2 separate regions of the Mus musculus genome follow, and region 2 is linked to region 1. The links are chromatin loops, found by intact Hi-C in ENCODE. Cell type or tissue: gastrocnemius. All regions are shown on one strand. Each heading gives the region's core, and the rest is flanking DNA. Links, peaks and the distances in the headings are about the cores only.

Evidence for each region. Peaks named below come from ENCODE experiments on the same cell type or tissue, not always from the same donor. Only the 100,000 strongest peaks of a DNase experiment are listed, where the experiment ranks them.
Region 2: it touches region 1 in a loop (5-fold over the local background); 3 of 42 quality-filtered maps call a loop at or near these places.

Annotation. Positions count from the first base shown.
Region 1 is chr14:12,347,636-12,356,197 of GRCm38, reverse strand. No RefSeq gene overlaps it. Among named protein-coding and RNA genes, the nearest start is that of Fezf2, 6.1 kb to the right of the region's middle. In gastrocnemius, for the core only: no CTCF peak of the experiment used is centred there; no DNase peak of the experiment used is centred there.
Region 2 is chr14:12,401,194-12,409,755 of GRCm38, reverse strand. All of the region lies in intron 29 of Cadps (Ca2+-dependent secretion activator), which reads left to right. Among named protein-coding and RNA genes, the nearest start is that of Fezf2, 60 kb to the right of the region's middle. In gastrocnemius, for the core only: no CTCF peak of the experiment used is centred there; DNase peaks (open chromatin) are centred at 2,854, 3,092 and 4,357.

The sequences.
Region 1 (8,562 bases), core at 171-8,170:
TGCTAATACTTTAAGTAAGAGTCCTTAAACTGCATTTGGTTAATACAGTAGCATGTGTGGAACTTGTGTTAGAATAAGAGAGAGCCAAAAGTGGGTGTGGATGAGTCGGAATTGCCTGAGTGGCTCTGACTAGGTTGGGATGACACTGTGGCTTCTTTATATTACTGTCTACTGTTTGGTGAATGTTGATACAGTTTGGCTGTTTTTTTGTAACTAGCAGGAGAGATTGGGCAGAATTCTGAAAGCATATCACTAAAGCACATCAGTCTCTGGCTAGAGAGGAGTTCAGATTCAGGAAGACATCAAGCTCTTGTAGGAAAGCTCCTCTTTGTACCCTTTCGTCTATCTGTGCAGTAGGGGCAGGAGTCGATTCTCAATCCTGTTCTTTCTGGTTCTCCTTTCAGCCATGGTGTGAGGCTTGAACCAGCCCAGCTTTTCTTACCACTGCACCCCTCCAGGCCAGCCAGAATGCATTTGGTAAATGTCTGGCTGAACTGGAATATCGCTGGGCGCCCTCCGGAAGAAGCACAGCCCATCTTGACTTCAGCAGCCTGAGACTCCTGTTCACCAGGCTCCACTCAGACACATATCAGCACATACATGCAAGACCTAGGACCAAAGGTCTGGATGGAGGAGAGTACTCAGCAGCCCATTTCTAGTGAGCGAGGGACTAGAGACACGTCACCAGAACTGTTTGAAATATATAGCAACCTGGAATCTTGTGGATGTCAAAAATAAAATGTCTCTGTGGTCTCCTCTTTGTTCTGAACTGTGCTTTCTCTGGGACACCCTTTCCCATATGTTTTCCTCTATTCTGTCACCCTGGTCTGCACCATCATTTCAAGATCTTCATGGTTTGGCAACCAAGCCGTCCCTGGGCAAGAACTCACGGGAAGAAATAGCAATGAGATGCGATGCTGCTTGGTTTCTATCACATTGGTAGGATGTTTTAAATGATTGTGCTGAGTGTTTATAAAGGTTCTGTAAGAAAGGATCGTCATGTCCTGATGGTTGGAACACGGATAAATATGTAACCCCTTTAATGAAGGGCATCTTGTCAGTTGGTATCTGAGGCTTTTAAAATATAGATATCGCTCACCATAGTAATTCTACTTCTGGGAATTTATCCTACAGGAATTAGATATGCATAGAACTCGTGTGTGAGAATGTTCCTGATGGAACTATTGCAGAAAAAAAAATTATAAATAACCTAAATATCCAAAAGCAAAGGACTATTTAACTCATGTAGAAGACATATAGTAAACTTCTAGAGACATTAAAAATGTCTTATTAGCATATTTAAAACATAGAAAAATGTTCATGCTGTGTCAAACGAAAAAGCACATATCATCTGATGCCAATCTTTTAAAGGCATAGAAAGAACAGACACCAAAGAACTTTCAGAGACTTTGGAGTAGTAAAAATACGTGCAGTTTCAATTCTCTTCTCTCTACTTTTCCAAAAACATCACCAATTAATTTTTAATCAGAGAAACAAGTCATCTTGATCACAAAAACACAAACATTGCAGCCAGGAGCCTAGCATGGCTGTCCTGAGAGGTTTTACCCAGCAGCTGACTGAGACAGATGCAGATACTCATAGCCAAGCACTGGACTGAGGCGGAGATCCCTATGGAAGAGATATGGGAAGGACAGAAGGACGTATAGCAACCCCATAGGAAGACAGACAGTGTCGCCAGGCGTGGTGGCGCAGGCCTTTAACCCCAGCACTCGGGAGTCAGAGGCAGGCGGATTTCTGAGTTCGAGGCCAGCCTGTGAGTTCCAGGACCGCCAGGGCTACACAGAGAAACCCTCTCTCAAAAAACAAACAAACAAAAAAGAAGACTGACAGTGTCAACTAACCCGGACCCTCTGGGAGCTCCCAGAGACTAAGCCACCAACCAAAGAGCAAACACGGGTTTGTCTAAGGCCTCCCCTTCCGCCCTGCCCCCACACATGCATAACAGAGGACTGCCTTGTCTAGCCTTAGTGGAAGAGGATGTCCTAATCCTGTAGAGACTTGATGAGGGGAGGGGTAATCTTTCAGAGGCAAAGAGAAGGGGAGATGGGGGGGGGATCTCTGAGGTGGGACCAGGAGTGGGGGAACATTTGGGATGTAAATTAATTAATCATACATAAATAAATAATAAAACCACAAGCACTTATTATGGTGGTTTCTGTGCAAATTCTCATTTAGTCCAAGGAAACACAAGTCCAACCAAAACATGGCTTCTTCTCTAGAAAAAGAGCCAGGCAGTGGGCTGAGGAAAGGTGAATCTACCTCTCCGTAGAAAAAATGCCTGAAAAAAATGCTTTTGATTATGTCAGCTCTAAGCCTGTAACTTTCAATGGAAACATTTCTTAGATGATTTTTCTTCACAGCTAGGGAATTTTTAGTTGCCCTGTCCTGGCCAACTTCACCCTTTCAGAGTCTTGTATCAATCTAGCCACACCTATCATTCATTCCTCAGGCACAAAAGCTAGCTGTTTGGATGACAGAGACCATTATGAAGGGAGAAGATCATGTCCTCTTGGTGAGTGAGCATCATTCCTGTGATACTCCTGTGTTTCTAGGGTGGAATGTTCCCCGACAAGTGTGCGTGGCTACCTAATAAATAAATTCTATTGCCTTTGAATTTCTCTGGAGAAGAGAATATTATACTTACTACAGCCTCCTTGTCCCCATCTGGGTGCTATAGGGGGTGAGTACTGATACCAATTTTGAAATGACATCAGACTTGCAGCTCATACACCTGACAGAATCCACCATAAATCTCTACAGGAGTGGGTTGTTCATCGAGTACTTTGTTTGGTTTCTGTTTTCCAAAGCTTTTTTTTTTCCTTCCTAAAATAAACTTCCCCACCCTTTCCGAGAGCAAAACTGCTCATTCTGCTAACTGGGTCACTTGCCAGAAAGTCAAGATTCTGTCTGTCTTTTCTCTGGCCTTGTGTAGGGCCAAACTCCAGTGAGTTGGGCTGTAATGATTTGTCAAGGTTTTCTATTAATGTTGGCTCCTACAAAGTCCCTATTCAGTGTTCTTTTGCACTCACCCAGCTCCTCTACCTCAGAAGGCAAACTTCCGGAGTCTTTGGAAAGTCAGAGGTAGTCCCTAGCCTAAGCTGACACCTGAAGCCCTGAGCAAGGGGGAGCTCAAGTCCATGGCTGCCATCTTTTGCTGAAGCAAGGAGCAAGGGAGAAACACTTTAAGTGGATCCCCCGATTTAGCATCCTTGATCACCCAGGTAGTTCCCTTAATAATGGGTCAAACACCCAACTGTAAAGACAACCATGGTAGAAATTTAATATCACTCATTTGTATGAGTTTACCTAAGGTTCAGTTAACTGATCCAGAGGAAGAAATTAAAGAAATATTAGTCAAGAGGCAGGAAGGGAACAGTGTTCTTTTGGAAATTGGGGGCTGCGAGCAATCAGACAAATTCATGGTGATTATTTACTTATTAACAGACACAAGAATATGATAAGCACGTGGATCTAATACGTGGATCTAACAGATATATCTAAGTATAAAATATATGGAGAGAAGTAGAAAGTGCAGAATACACTACTTGATAAACATGAATAAACCTGCAAACACTTTGCTCAAGAACTCTCTTCATATTTTGCTTCCTTCAAAATATTTTGTGTTTAGATCCAACATCTTTTGCATAACATTGTATCCATGCTATTATATATTTCAGTAGCCAGTCATTCTCAAAGATGTATACAATTTCATGTTGTGAATAAGCCACCACTAAACTCCTGGTTCCTCTGGTAGTGGTTAGTCACACAGTTGCCAGTTTAGGGCTTCAAACAATTATGCTGCTGTGGACCTTTGTAGTACATGCCTCCTAGCGACTTCAGATACACATTTCTGTTGGGTGCATAGTAGGCATGCAACTGATGGACCACACTTAATACAAACACCCACCCTTAATAGACCCTGACAAACACTTCCCCAGTGTTTATCCCTAGTAATACTCCACCAGCAGCACCAATTTGCTTAGCTTTGGTTTTGTTGTGGTGGTTTTATCTTGTTTTGTTTTGTTTTTGCATGATATTTATGAGTCCAAGCTCTGCAAAGAACCTCTTAACCAGCTCTGTGAATTGGTGTGTGTTGCATATCCTCCAGGAATCTCAACCTTGGTATCTTTATGGTGGATAAGGATTAAAGGTTTTGACTTCGGATGCTCTGAGAACTGAATGGCATAGGTGCTTCACTTAGTACTACATCTGGCTAAGTACAATAGTCCATCTGCTCATTGTTATCCAGTAGTCACACCCTATGTAGCAGGGACACTGATGGAGGAAGAAATGGGTTCAGTCTGGGAGCAGCTCTATTCATCATTTCTGGAATTTCCAATTTCTGTCTGCTTAAGCCAGACCACAAATTCCCAGCAGAGTGAAAGGCTGAGTTTCCTCTAGGTAAGGTAAAGACCGAAAAGAACTTTTCTTTTTGAATGTGCACACAGGGAGTTCTTGTTAAAGGCTCTCTCTCTCTCTCTCTCTCTCTCTCTCTCTCTCTCTCTCTCTCTCACACACACACACACACACACACACACACACACACACACACACACACACACACACAATGTAGCCAGGTATACACTAGCTGAAAATACAACAGTTCAGGGCCTTAAGAAACGCACTATCCAGTTCTGTTCACCACAGAACTTTGGGGGACTCTGAAGTCCCTTCCTCTTACCCTTTGCTCTCTTAAGTTGCTTAACTCCTGCTCTTAGTTCTTAACGCTAATACTTTTGGGCAGGCTTCACCAAGGAGTTTAACCAGCTGCCAAGTTAAATAACTGGGAGGATCCTAAGCCATCTTCCCAGGGTGCAAATCCACATCTTCTGTCTACACTAGGCCCATCACTCACCAAAGCGCCTTTTTATTTCATGTGTTTGTGCACATATATATTGCATTTAAAATACATTATAGTTGCTGTTTATAAATAACTTCTTTCAGATTGCATACCAAAATTGAGTCTTAAGAAAACTCAGGTGTAAAGGAACGCTCCTTCACGTCACCCGGAAAAATGGCATGTCCGCTTACAAAATGCTGTGCCAAGTATTGGATTAGATTCCTAATCAAATGCCATTTCTAGAATGTCGATAGAATATACACACACATGCATATACACGATATGCATGCATATGCATATATACGATATGCATATATATGTTTGTGATTATATATGCATTTAGGGCAGAGAAGAGAGTGCATCAACCCTGCAAGGGTAGAGACTACAGATCTGCACTCTGGGGAGATTCCCTCTGTCCTAGGAGTGTCTACACTGCTCAGATTTCTGAAGAAAAGAGAGTGTCCTCCGCTGTGATCACCCAGTTGTTAGAAGAATCCTGGAAATCCACATATAGGTTTGTATCACCGCCCCACCCCCACTATCTGCCTCAGGCTGAAGGCCTGGAGACTCCTGGTCTAAAGGTGAAACTGTCTGTTGGTACATTGAAATTTGCCAGTCCTTGAAAGCTAGGAATGCTGCTAAACATCTGCTTGGTGCAGAGGGCCAGGCTTTGTGCTATTCAAGCTCAGCACCGTAGCACCCAAAGGTTGCGAGCAGATAAAGACCGCAACCAGCCCATCTATCTTGGTAGTCTAGGCCTGGGACTGTGCGATACCTGGAACCGGACAGCTCTCCAGGCACACGCGCCCTGCCTTGTTGGGCCAGGGTATCTGAGGCTCTTTGTCTCTCCACACAGAAAATAACGCTCACCAAAAGCGGAGGCCCCTGTGTCTTGAACAGCCTCGCGCACCGGCAAGGCTGTTCAAATGTTTTCAGTAGGATGTTTCCTGGGGTGGAAAGGAGGATAGCAGATCAATTTCTCTTCAAAAGTTAATGAATTTTAAGCAGCGGCTAAAGGTGGTTCCTACGTAAATCATATTTTAAATGGAAGGGAATGAAGGGAAGAGAGAGGAGTGAGGAAATAGGGAGAGAAACGCTGAAAGATTTTTAAGGTTTGGGTTTGCTCCCCCAACCACCCCTAAATAAATCTGGGAGGGGAACAGTGACTGCACCAAATTTGCTCAGCGTTTCCCCAAACTAAGACGCCCCCCCCCCCACACACACACAGTGTGCTGCCCCGAGTGAGATAGCTTATGATGATCTATTATGTTTTGCAGTCATTGTAGGCAATAATATTAACAATAATTTTAAAAATTAAAACCAATTGACACCAGTCACCTAGGCTAGAACTGCAGCACCTTTTCGGAGTTGGGAGTCAAAATGCCTGCTTTTCTTTCCGGGTGCCAGAAGCGGTGCGAACGTGTGAGCTTCTATACAAGAAAGGGATTTTCCTCTGAGGTTGTCTGCATTCCGGGAAGGCATCTGCTAAGTAATTTGTCTTAAAGTGTGGGCGATTTCTGGAACTGATTTTTTTTTCTTACACAGAAGTCATTATTACAGTGGTTCAAGTTAGTGACCATATAATGGCCAGAGGGAAGGGGCAGAGAGACAAGCAAAACCCCGATGTGGCCACTCATATTTAATATGCTTCCTACAAAAGAAGCTCCTGTAAAATCAATAGGCAGCCGCCAGCTGTGCTTAAGCCTGCGATTTCAATTAGAGCACTGTGTTCGGTCTTTGGAGTTGGGCACACATCTCCACTCAGTGGTGTGCGCATTGCATAGTTCGGCCCTGGTGTGGTATCACATGGCCTGAGATTACACAGGTCCAGGCTAGGACAGGGCCCACAGAGCAAGAGAGATGCTGGGCTACGGGACTGGGTTGTGAAAAACAGGAAGTGTTGGGATCCAGAGGCACTTCAGGCTTCACTTGGTTTGCTTAGTAGTCCGAAGCCAAGACCAGATGGCAAAGAAGCAAGAGTCTTGTTTTTGCACCAACCTGGAGCTGAGGCCTACCACTGGGCAAGACCCTGTTGATCAAAAGGCTGTGCTTGATAGACAGTGGGTCTCTTGATTGCCCCACACACACCACCACCACCACCGTGAATTCTGTCCCTGGGACTATGAGAGTGATGTCTCCTTGTAGGCTTCTCTTGGGCAGGTGTCTGCTGCCCATCTCTCAGTCTCTTGCTCTCTTAGCACCAGTCCATCCTGGATTGGCAGTGCAGCCTGTGGCCTGTTGGGATTTGAAAACCCAGAAAGTCACCCCTTCCTGAGAAACTGTTTTAGAGGAAAGGTTTTTAAAGTAAGAAGTTTCCCAAAACTGTTTTTTTTTTTTCTGGCACACAACAACATGCTTTGAGAGATCAGCTTATATCTCCAGTAGACCACTTGTGGAGTTATTTGGGAACCCTCCCTACACTGAAAACCTGTAGGTTAAAAAGGTCACCCCTAATCTCACAGACCTCTCTCCACCAAATCTCTAAAATTCTGAAAGTTGAATTTCTATAGTTGTCTCAGCCTTCCTAAAAGGAAATTGGCCTTTTAAAAATCGGTGTGTCCTGGGAAAATAAATTTGGAGGAGGGGGCAAGGAATGGGGACCTCAGCACACCTTCCAGCACGCATGACTTTCCCCAGCCTTCTATTATCCTGCCTGAAATCATCTCGTTTACAGAAAATATTTGTTTGCACTATTAGTTGGTACTGGAGCTAATTACTCAATGTGTTAACGTGAAGTAATATGTATAAAAGTAGGATCAGTGTTTATTGTGTGGGTGAGCTGTTGAGCGGCGCTTGAATAAACTGCAATTAGGGTTAGATAGAGATTAATTAACATGTGAGTGGCAAGGTGTAAAATAGTTTCCAACCCTCCACTTCAATATAATCTGCAGGCAAGGGAAGAAGTTTGTGGAAGCTAATTAAATACTTTCATGAAAGCCAGTGTATTCACCCAACATTTGGAAAGAAAGGCACATTAGGGGCAACTTGTTTTTACCCAAATGTTTTCTTTCTGTGGAGGTAGTTCTGCTTTGTGATGGGAGAGAGAGAGAGAGAGAGAGAGAGAGAGAGAGAGAGAGAGAGAGAGAGAGAGATTAACAGAAAGCAGAAGGGATGGTAAAGCAGGCTCTTAGAAAGTCCTTGGAAGCCTATCAGCCTGATGGAGTGTTCAAACCAGCATGTCTTTCAGGTGCCGCGGAGATCCATAATTGCCCAATGTGGGGAAAGGGCTGGGGTGCAAGGCTGGTGGCAAGCAGGATTCCACAGGAAAGTCGGGATAGAAATTCAGGTTTTGAGGATGCAGGTGAACTGATATTATCTCAGTCAGTGCTGGGTGAGTGGTTTGCTTCAGATTTGGTGGGAGAGAAGGGTCATCTATAAGTTTGTCATTTACATAGAGATGGGGGACATTGGGTGTGGACTTACATCCCCCGTGGGAATGTCTTAAATTGAATGGGCGGTGTGAAAATATTCTTCTCCAGTTGGGCAGGACTCTAGCTTTGATACCTGGAAGTTTCAGCTTTGTGTGTGTGGTGGTGGATATTAAGGAGACAGACTCATAATTGCTGAATTTGAGGACAGTTTCAGAGTTTGGCAGGATGAGATTATTAGTCTATCATAGACCATTTCCACTGTCACTTCTCCTTGGAGATCTCTGTCTGTTGGCCCCCACCCCCACCCGTTCCCCAGCTATACTTTTCTTT
Region 2 (8,562 bases), core at 447-8,446, 53 kb before region 1:
TGTGTGTGTGTGTGTGTGTGTGTGTGTGTGTGTGTATTCCTCTATGAATTTGTGTGCAAATAACCTATGATCCCTGAAACTTTAAAACATCTAGTACAGAATCTGAAGCTTACTCTCTGATTTAGCCTGGCTCTTCACTGACAAATGATCCACCTTTCTACTACTTTTTTAAAAGTATAAATACAAGGAGGAATTTTTGTTTGAAGGTATTCCTGCCGAAGGCTGTGAGGCAAATGGTCTTTTGAGTGGCTCTTTGTATGGGAATTGCAATCAAATCTTCACTTGGAAGTTAAAAGGGAGCCTTATCTGGCACAGATGGGGAAAATGGACTTCCTAACTAGGAGAACACAAGCACATTCCAGCCCTCTGGGCTTTAGTGTGAACCGATAATTAAAAGAAATATTCCTAATATACTTTGCAGAAGCAAGTTCTGTTTTGGGGTGTTTGTGGTGGGGAGGTAGTGGTTTTCAAAAATTCACAAGTAGTAATAGTCCACTGAGCCAGCATCTATGGCAGCAGTAAATCTCTGAGAAACCACACACACGCACACATTACACATACAGAGTTTAATTTCAGATTGCCCCAATTTTCTTTTCCCAATACAATCTTTACTCTCCTCCTCTGAGTGGATGATTTTGCCACTCTAACCATGATAACTCTTCTATGCATTTCACCCTAACCTTATATAGAGAAAAAAAAATCACTCTTTTAAAAGCTTATTCAGACTTGAATTTCTTGGCCATTTACTTCCTTATTCTCCAAATAACCAGGTCCCCTAATTTACGGATTCTATCGGTGCTAAGCAACCTAACTGTGATACAAAAAAAAAAAAAAAAAGTTATTGAATCTGTCATGGATTTAAAACATTTGTCATTTAAAAACCCAGAGCTTCTCCAAAGCTTCATTACCATGCAGCTTCGGTAATTTAATTCAGTACTTACTGTTTTTCTATAATCTAGCGGCAAATCATCAGATTACCAACATGTTTGATTATTTTCGGCTTCTGTTTCCTCAAGCATGGTGTTTACTCCTTTGCATACATGCTCTGTTAAACTCTTGTGTCCAGTGAGATGAACTGGTAACGGGAATATCGAAGCAAAAGGGGTCTCATGAAAGCTGCCAGTCCACAGTTCTTATTACAGTGAACTAACGCTCTCTACCCCGCTCTCTAATGATAGGGTCCTGGGATGGCTTCCTAAACAATTGGCAGAAAACTATTGAGAAATACTTGTTGATCTGAGATATTTCTCTTCCAAATTGTTGCATTTTGATAAATGGCAGAAATGAATAATAGCAAATTAGCATTTTGAATGATGAAAAAATATAGATCTCTGAGATTGTTTGCGGTTTGGGGGTTGTTGGTTCTGACTGCCGTGTCTCTCCGGTTCTCTTCCTGCTGGCATCTGTCACTTGAGAAGCATGTTCTGAGACTCCTTGTTGTGTGTTTCCGTGTTTCCAGTCTTAGCTTTGTTTACCTGATAAATCCCCTGAGATCTTGTTCTTTGGTATCTTTTTCCACCCTCCCTATTACTTTGTGCACCCTTGCAGGAAGGCTGGATGGCTTTTGATATATGTTTGTGAGAAAAATTTGGAATTCTAGCTGGTCATGTATTGGCTTGTTTGATGTTGTAACAAGGTTGCTTGCCGGTGATTTCTGAGCTGGGCTTGTTCTTTTTTTCTCCTCTGCTTCATCGCTGTATTTTGGCTGGGAGCGGGGGTTTGTGGGAGATTGTCAGAGCAGCAGTGCGGGCTCTGTGTGTGATGCTCTGAATTGTGTATTTACTTTATTATATAACTTAAGAGCAGACTTTCCACATTAATCTCTACCATTTTAAAAAATCAAGCATTCTGTAGGATTTTGGAGAAATGCATTTAGATATAGTACTGCCTAAACAGATTTTTTTTCCAGTGAAAGTTTCCCTGTTTAGTAACATAGTTGCTTTATATATTCTTTCTATAAAGTACCAACATTATATATTCAATAATATATCTTTAAGACTGACTTCATCAATTTAAAATAATAGTCTGATGAAGACGAATCCCAGGACCATTCCCCATGGTACTTTTAGATGCCAAACAAACATTCTTATCTGCTTTTTTTATTTTTCAGGGAAAAAGAATGAAGCACAATTATACTGTTTTCACTTGCTGAAAAATAAGATTTTAATATTTAGACACAAAATATTCAGACATTTAAATGAAGTGAATATCATAATAAGTGTAGCAGTGGATTAAAATCATTTCAGAGGAGCTAAATTTTTAGAGGAAAATTGCATTAGTCTAAGATTCGAGAGGAAGCTTTGCCTCCTTGTCAATTATCGATGCTTTATAAAGAAAATAAAAAGCAGAGATCACAATAAGCTTTGTGTTCTGAAAGTAGCAGCTAAGGGAGGATGCTCAGGCTGGAGTAATAGCTTGCCTTTCCTCCGCCTTTGGTGATTAGTTCAGCATCTCCCTCAAAACAAAACAAAACAAAACAAAACAAAGGCGAGAGAGAGAGAGAGAGAGAGAGAGAGAGAGAGAGAGAGAGAAAGGAAGAAAGGGAGAAAGGAAGAAAGAAAGGAAGAAAGAAAGAGAGAGAAGGAAGGAAGAGAAGGAAGGAAGGGAGAGAGAGAGAAAGAAAGAAAGGTGCTTTCTGAAATTAGACATCAGATCAAGAGAAGCACCTAAGATTTCAAGGTCTAAGCAAAAATTAATTTATTTTCTTTCCTCCTTGTACTTCTTGAAGATACAGACTGAGAAGAAAATCGGGATTAAAAGAGATGTGCTTAGGGTGAATTCATCTGCTTAAACCTCGCAGGCTCAAAGATGAATGATTAAAAAGCCATCTCAAACTTGGCCGGAGTCCACGCTGCTGGTAATGCCGCATCCGCTCCAGCTTTCTCCTGCCGGCCCCGTGTCACTGTGAACCAGACCCAGGAACATTTGACTAGAGATGATACATGGATTATCTAGGTCAATTATACACTTAATCTGCCTTCTGGAGGATTAAGCATTTACAGATAGACTCTGCATTTGGCTTCTCCCTGGCAGTTATCAGATCAGGAAAAGGCCCCTTATCACACAGCCTTGTGCGAGCTTAATCAGGCAGTGTGGACAGATTCAGGGGCTCTGCCGCCTGGCATTCTCCGCCTTGCACAGATTCCCATTTGCTGTTCCATTTTCAAATCGAGTATTTGTTCACTTTACGTGGCAGCACAATAATTGGGTGTGAATATTTTCCTCTAAAACGGTAATTTGAAACATGAACCCTCTGCCTATTAAAATATGCTTCCTGGCTTTATATACGAATCTACTGATGACCTTGTTTTAATAGCCGTATTAAATTATAAGGGCCTGGTGCGTGAATGTATGTCAATCAAAATAGGAACCACGCCGCTGCAGGAAGTAAGGACTGAAGATGGGATCCAAGGAGAACGTTGTGTTACTAAATCTGTAAGGTAGGCCACCAACTTCCAGGTGAGGGAGCTGCTCTGAAAGCAGGCAGCAGGGAAAGGTGAGCAGGTCTCCAGGACAGAGTGTGCCATCCTAAACCCTGGGAGCCTGAGTTCTCTCTGCTTTAGCAGTAGCCGCCTTGAATACCCAGTATCTGGACTTCCAATGTGATGATGACAGGCACTGCTCCTAGACCATCAGATCAGATCTGCATGACATTAGAGGTTTTTAATCTCTTGGAGCCTTGGCTGATTCATCTAGGTAACAGGGATGATAATAAGAGGACCTTCCTCGGGGCATTTCGGGCATTTCGTTGTTAGGAGAGTGAGATGTCACCGCCAGGCGCAGCATCGGCAACTAAGGACTCATCCGGTAAGTGTTAGCTACCTCCCTCCTTATTCTCATCTTAACACTGGAACGAAAGCCCTTTCAAGACTGGTTTGTCTTGCTAAATGAAACTCCATACCTGTTCTGAGGACTGTGAGCACCTCTCTGGTGCTTAAGGTGGTAACCTCAAGCTTGCTTATATTCCTCCTTGTTTGGTAGCCTGGTTTTCTCTTACTTTTGCTAAAACATATTTCAGAAGCAGCCAGAGCAGTGTTAAGAATGATAGTTAGAATTAAGCCAGAATGGAATAGAAGCCTCTAGTTGCTTCTCTAAGCTCAGCCTAGTCTGTCAGGTCCCCTTACCCTCAACCCCTATTCCCACCCCAAACTCCACCCTTTGCCCCCACCCCCACCCCTGGGTAAACAAACAGACTTGTAATAGTTTAAAATTCAACTTCTGGTGGATGCCAGCCTTTGAACTAGAGCCTTGTACGCATTGGGCAAGTGCCCTACCGCTGAGTTGCATCCCCAACCTGGAGCAAACTTTATCATTGTGTCGGGAGCACCATCTGGCAAATCTTGTTCACTCAGGTGATTCAGAAATGAGCTGGCATCAAGCCCTGACAAACCTGTGGCCAATTAGAAAAACAGAACTCGGCCTCCAGGAAGGTTGTTTTAACAGGGACCTGAGAAAGAGGGGTAATAGATAACTCCTAATTGTTAGAACTAATTGTTAGAATACACGATGTGTATACTGTAAACATTTTGGAAACACAGCCAAGCAAAACTAAGAACATTGAGATGTCATGTTCCCAAAACCCAAGAATGGTGAACTGGATATTTATTCTTTTAATTTTTTCCTAATTAGATTCATTGTGTGTGTTTTTCCAAAAGAAGTAAGCAAGAATTGCTGTTTCAGTTGACAGTCTCTGAGTTCCATGCCAATAAGTGTTCACCTAATATGCTGTCTGTATTCAGACCTTCCCACTTGTCCCCTAATACTCTTTGTAAGAAGTTTGTGAGAACCAGGGTCCCATGCCAAGCAACATGTGTGGGCAAGGGTGTGATGTCACATACATTTCCTCTCAGCTAGCACTGGCCCTCTTTCCACGCTCCTGACTTGGTAGAGGGACCACCGTGCCAATTGCTTTGCAGACTCGAGGGGTTTATTACCATCTAAACATAGAACTCATTTGTTGAGAAGAAAAAAATCAAGCTGAATTCAACCAAGTAGTTCTTTTAAGCATAATTAGTAACTTAGCAGAAACCAGGTTTTTTTAAAAGCTGTTCTCTGCATATAAGGAGAATCTCTGAAGCTAGTTTTCAAAGTGGGGGTGCAGGGTAGGCAAACTGAAAGAGAACTGCAAAGGCCACCTTCCAAGTCAGCCAGGTAAGGAGAACAGGGCTGTTTTATGGGACACATACTTACACCTGGCCTGGATGAATGAATCTGTGCGGAGGGGATCAGCATGTGTATGTGCACATGTGTAGAGACCACGGGTCAGTATTTGATATCTTCCACAATGGCTCACCTCTTACTCTTTAAGATGTGGTCTCTGCTGACCCTGCAGCTCTCCAGCTCAGCCAGACTGTTAGCCAGTGAGCCTTGAGCCTCCGTTATCCTCACCCCTTTTCCCTCCCCACTATTGGAATCACACAAATCAGTAACAGCATACGTAGCCTTTTCATGTGGCTTCTGGGGTTGAGCTCACTTGCATAATAGCAAGCATGTGAGTCCCCTTCCTGCCCTGTGTTCCGGTATTTCTTAAGTTATTGTGACTGCTTGACTGAAGCATGGGCTTGGCAAATTTGACATACATGTGCACATATATACCATTAGGAAGACTTCTGAGTTAATTCTCAGGTTGTTGCTGATGTTATCAACCTAAAATGAAGTGTCTGTGTCAGTCTGATGCTGTACTTTTTTATACTTTCAGATCATATTTAAATTGAACTGTAACCTTATCGCTTCCATCTCTAGGGGACTATATATGTACAAACTGGAAAGTCGACTAACCGCCCAGTCAAGGAAGGGTACACAGTTGATTCTTTCACTACTTGGGGCTTTGAGCCCCAAAATAAATTCTGGTATTAAAATTTTGATCTGAGACAGGACTTAGAAGAGACAGAAAGGATACAGGAGTAGGCAGAGGAGAAGGAATGAGAAGAGAGTTTTTATACATGCCTCTCTCCTTAGGAATTAATTTTTCCTGTTACACAGAGACATACAACAGGTAAATGTGTGACTATGCATGTAATATGTGCTATACAAAAAACAGAACGTGACATATGCATTCTATCTTTAAAGGAAATGAGTTATAATTGCTTAAAAAGAATACTAACTACACATATTTAAATTATAAACCAATCCAGCTCATCTTCAAATTATCTACCCTCCCAGCCACCCAAAGACTCAGTGGCTTGGAGCTTACCTCCCGTTATGGACTTGTGCTTTGCACAGATTTGGTTGTATTCACTTCCCTTCTTGCCATGTGTGTAGTCTGGGCCAGGTCTTTAGCCAATGGAATAAGCTTCTGCTGGTAGATTTTTTTTTTAAGATGATAGAAGTAAGCTTTACTAAGATGGGGGTGAAAGGAGAAGATTGGAGGATGTTTTGATGCCTCTAGTTTCCTGTTGCAATTAATTGCTATGCAAATATAAGTCACCTCTTACTCTGGGACCTCCACAATAGACAATAACATAAAATAATAGTTATTAATTCCTTTGAAATTGGAATCTTAGCTATAGAAAGTTATTTATTTTTTGTTCTGGGGATGGTGCCCAGAGCCTTGTATGTGTGAGGCAAGTACTTTACCACTACCTACAGCCCAGCCTCACAGGCACATTTCTATCCCACCTGGACATGGGCATTCTTTTCTCTGTGCTGGGTGGCTTGAGGTTTAAGCAGGCTTGGACAAAGAAAAGATAGGAGACCATTTCTAGATTCAGATTAATTATATAAAATGGGAGATCTCTCTTCAAGGGGAATTGAGTGGTTTTTTTTTTCCTTGCTAGCACACTGACAGATTTACACTGCAGTAACATATCTTGAAATAGGTTTTCTAGGTCCAGCTACTTCCTTCCAAGGCTATCCATCCATTTAAATAAATCTTGCTTACTCTAGGGCAAATAAATCTTCTATAAAACCAACCTTTCTTTTTCTCTGGAGCCCGTGTGCTACCAAGGGTTTAACTGATTGTCTTTATGAGAACAGCTTTCTCTATTCCAGGAGACATTTGGTAAAGACAGTTAATTTGTTTTCTTTTCCAGAGGAGAATGTTCTATTAATCATCCTAAGAAGTTAGAATGATTTCTCTGTTACATTAGGGTCACAGTATCCGTGTTAACCTGACCTGCACAATACTTTTGAGTCTTAGAAAAGGTTTCTCTAATTTTCTTATGGCAGACTAGTGCCATGGAAGCTGGAAGTTACATTCCTAAGCATGTTACTCATGCACAACTGTGCATGTACATACACACACACACACACACACACACACACACACACACATGTTCATACACATGCACACACAAACACATGGAATATCCAAGGTACATTCTGTGGAACAAATATCATCACATTCTGTTAGAGTAGATAAGATATACTGTTAATATTTCTCATTGATTAACCAGTAAACTATTTCTGTCTCTGCTCCATAAAGGCTAAGGCTACTTTTTCAAGGTTTCAACTACTAGGCCCTAAGCCAGAGTTTTTACTCAAAGCTTGCTGCATTTTGTTATTCTTTGGGGTTTTGGGGTGGGGCGGGTTGTTTGGTGTTACCCTAGCAGAAACTTACATAGACCAGGCTGGCCTCTAAGTTGCAGCAATTCTTCTGTCTCTGCCACAGATATGAACCACCATACCACTCTCTAATTTTGTCCTTAATGATAGGTTATAAAATATTATCTCCAAGTTCCTGGCACTCCGACTATAGTCAGTGGTCCCCAGCATATCATCAATGAGATATTGTAGAAGCTGCATGGTATTAGCCTTAGACTTAGCTGCACTCAACCAGGATCCTCTGGCATTTCAAATATAAACCAAAGTTCAAAAGATACTAAGCAAACCCAGTGATTTCCAAACTTACTTGGAAGAAGTAAAACTAATATCAGTGATAGAATACTCAACTAGCATGCATGAATCTTACATACACATTAAGAAATAATTTTTAAAAAAGAACAAATGGGGGCTAGAGAGATGTCTCAGAGGTTAAAAGCACTGACTGCTCTTCCAGAGGTCCTGAGTTCAATTCCCAGCAACTACATGGTGGCTCACAACCATCTGTAATGGGATCCAATACCGTCTTCTGCTATGAGTGAAGACAGCTACAGTGTACTCACATACACAAATAAATAGATCTTAAAAAAAAAAACCAACGTAACTGCAGTTCAGTTTAAGCACCATTAGGACACACTCACACACAATACACATACTCACATGCACATACACACATACACATATGTATGTACAAATGCACACACACGCATACATACATACTCACATACATACACACGTACACACAGCTTTTAAACCAATATTTACCATTATTGCATGTATTGGCTCTGATATGTTCCATTCCACCTTTCAAAAATATTGATGATAACAAAATTTCACTTGAACAGGTTACATTCTTCAGTTTCTAAGACATTATTTAGAATGAAGTTTCTCATACTTGATCATATTGACATTTTGAGCTATGTAATTCTTTGTTGTGGGAACTATTCTATATTTTAAAGGATGAAGTCACATTGGTGATTTCTGCTTGAGATGCTAGCAGCAATCGCCATCCCCCAAACTGTG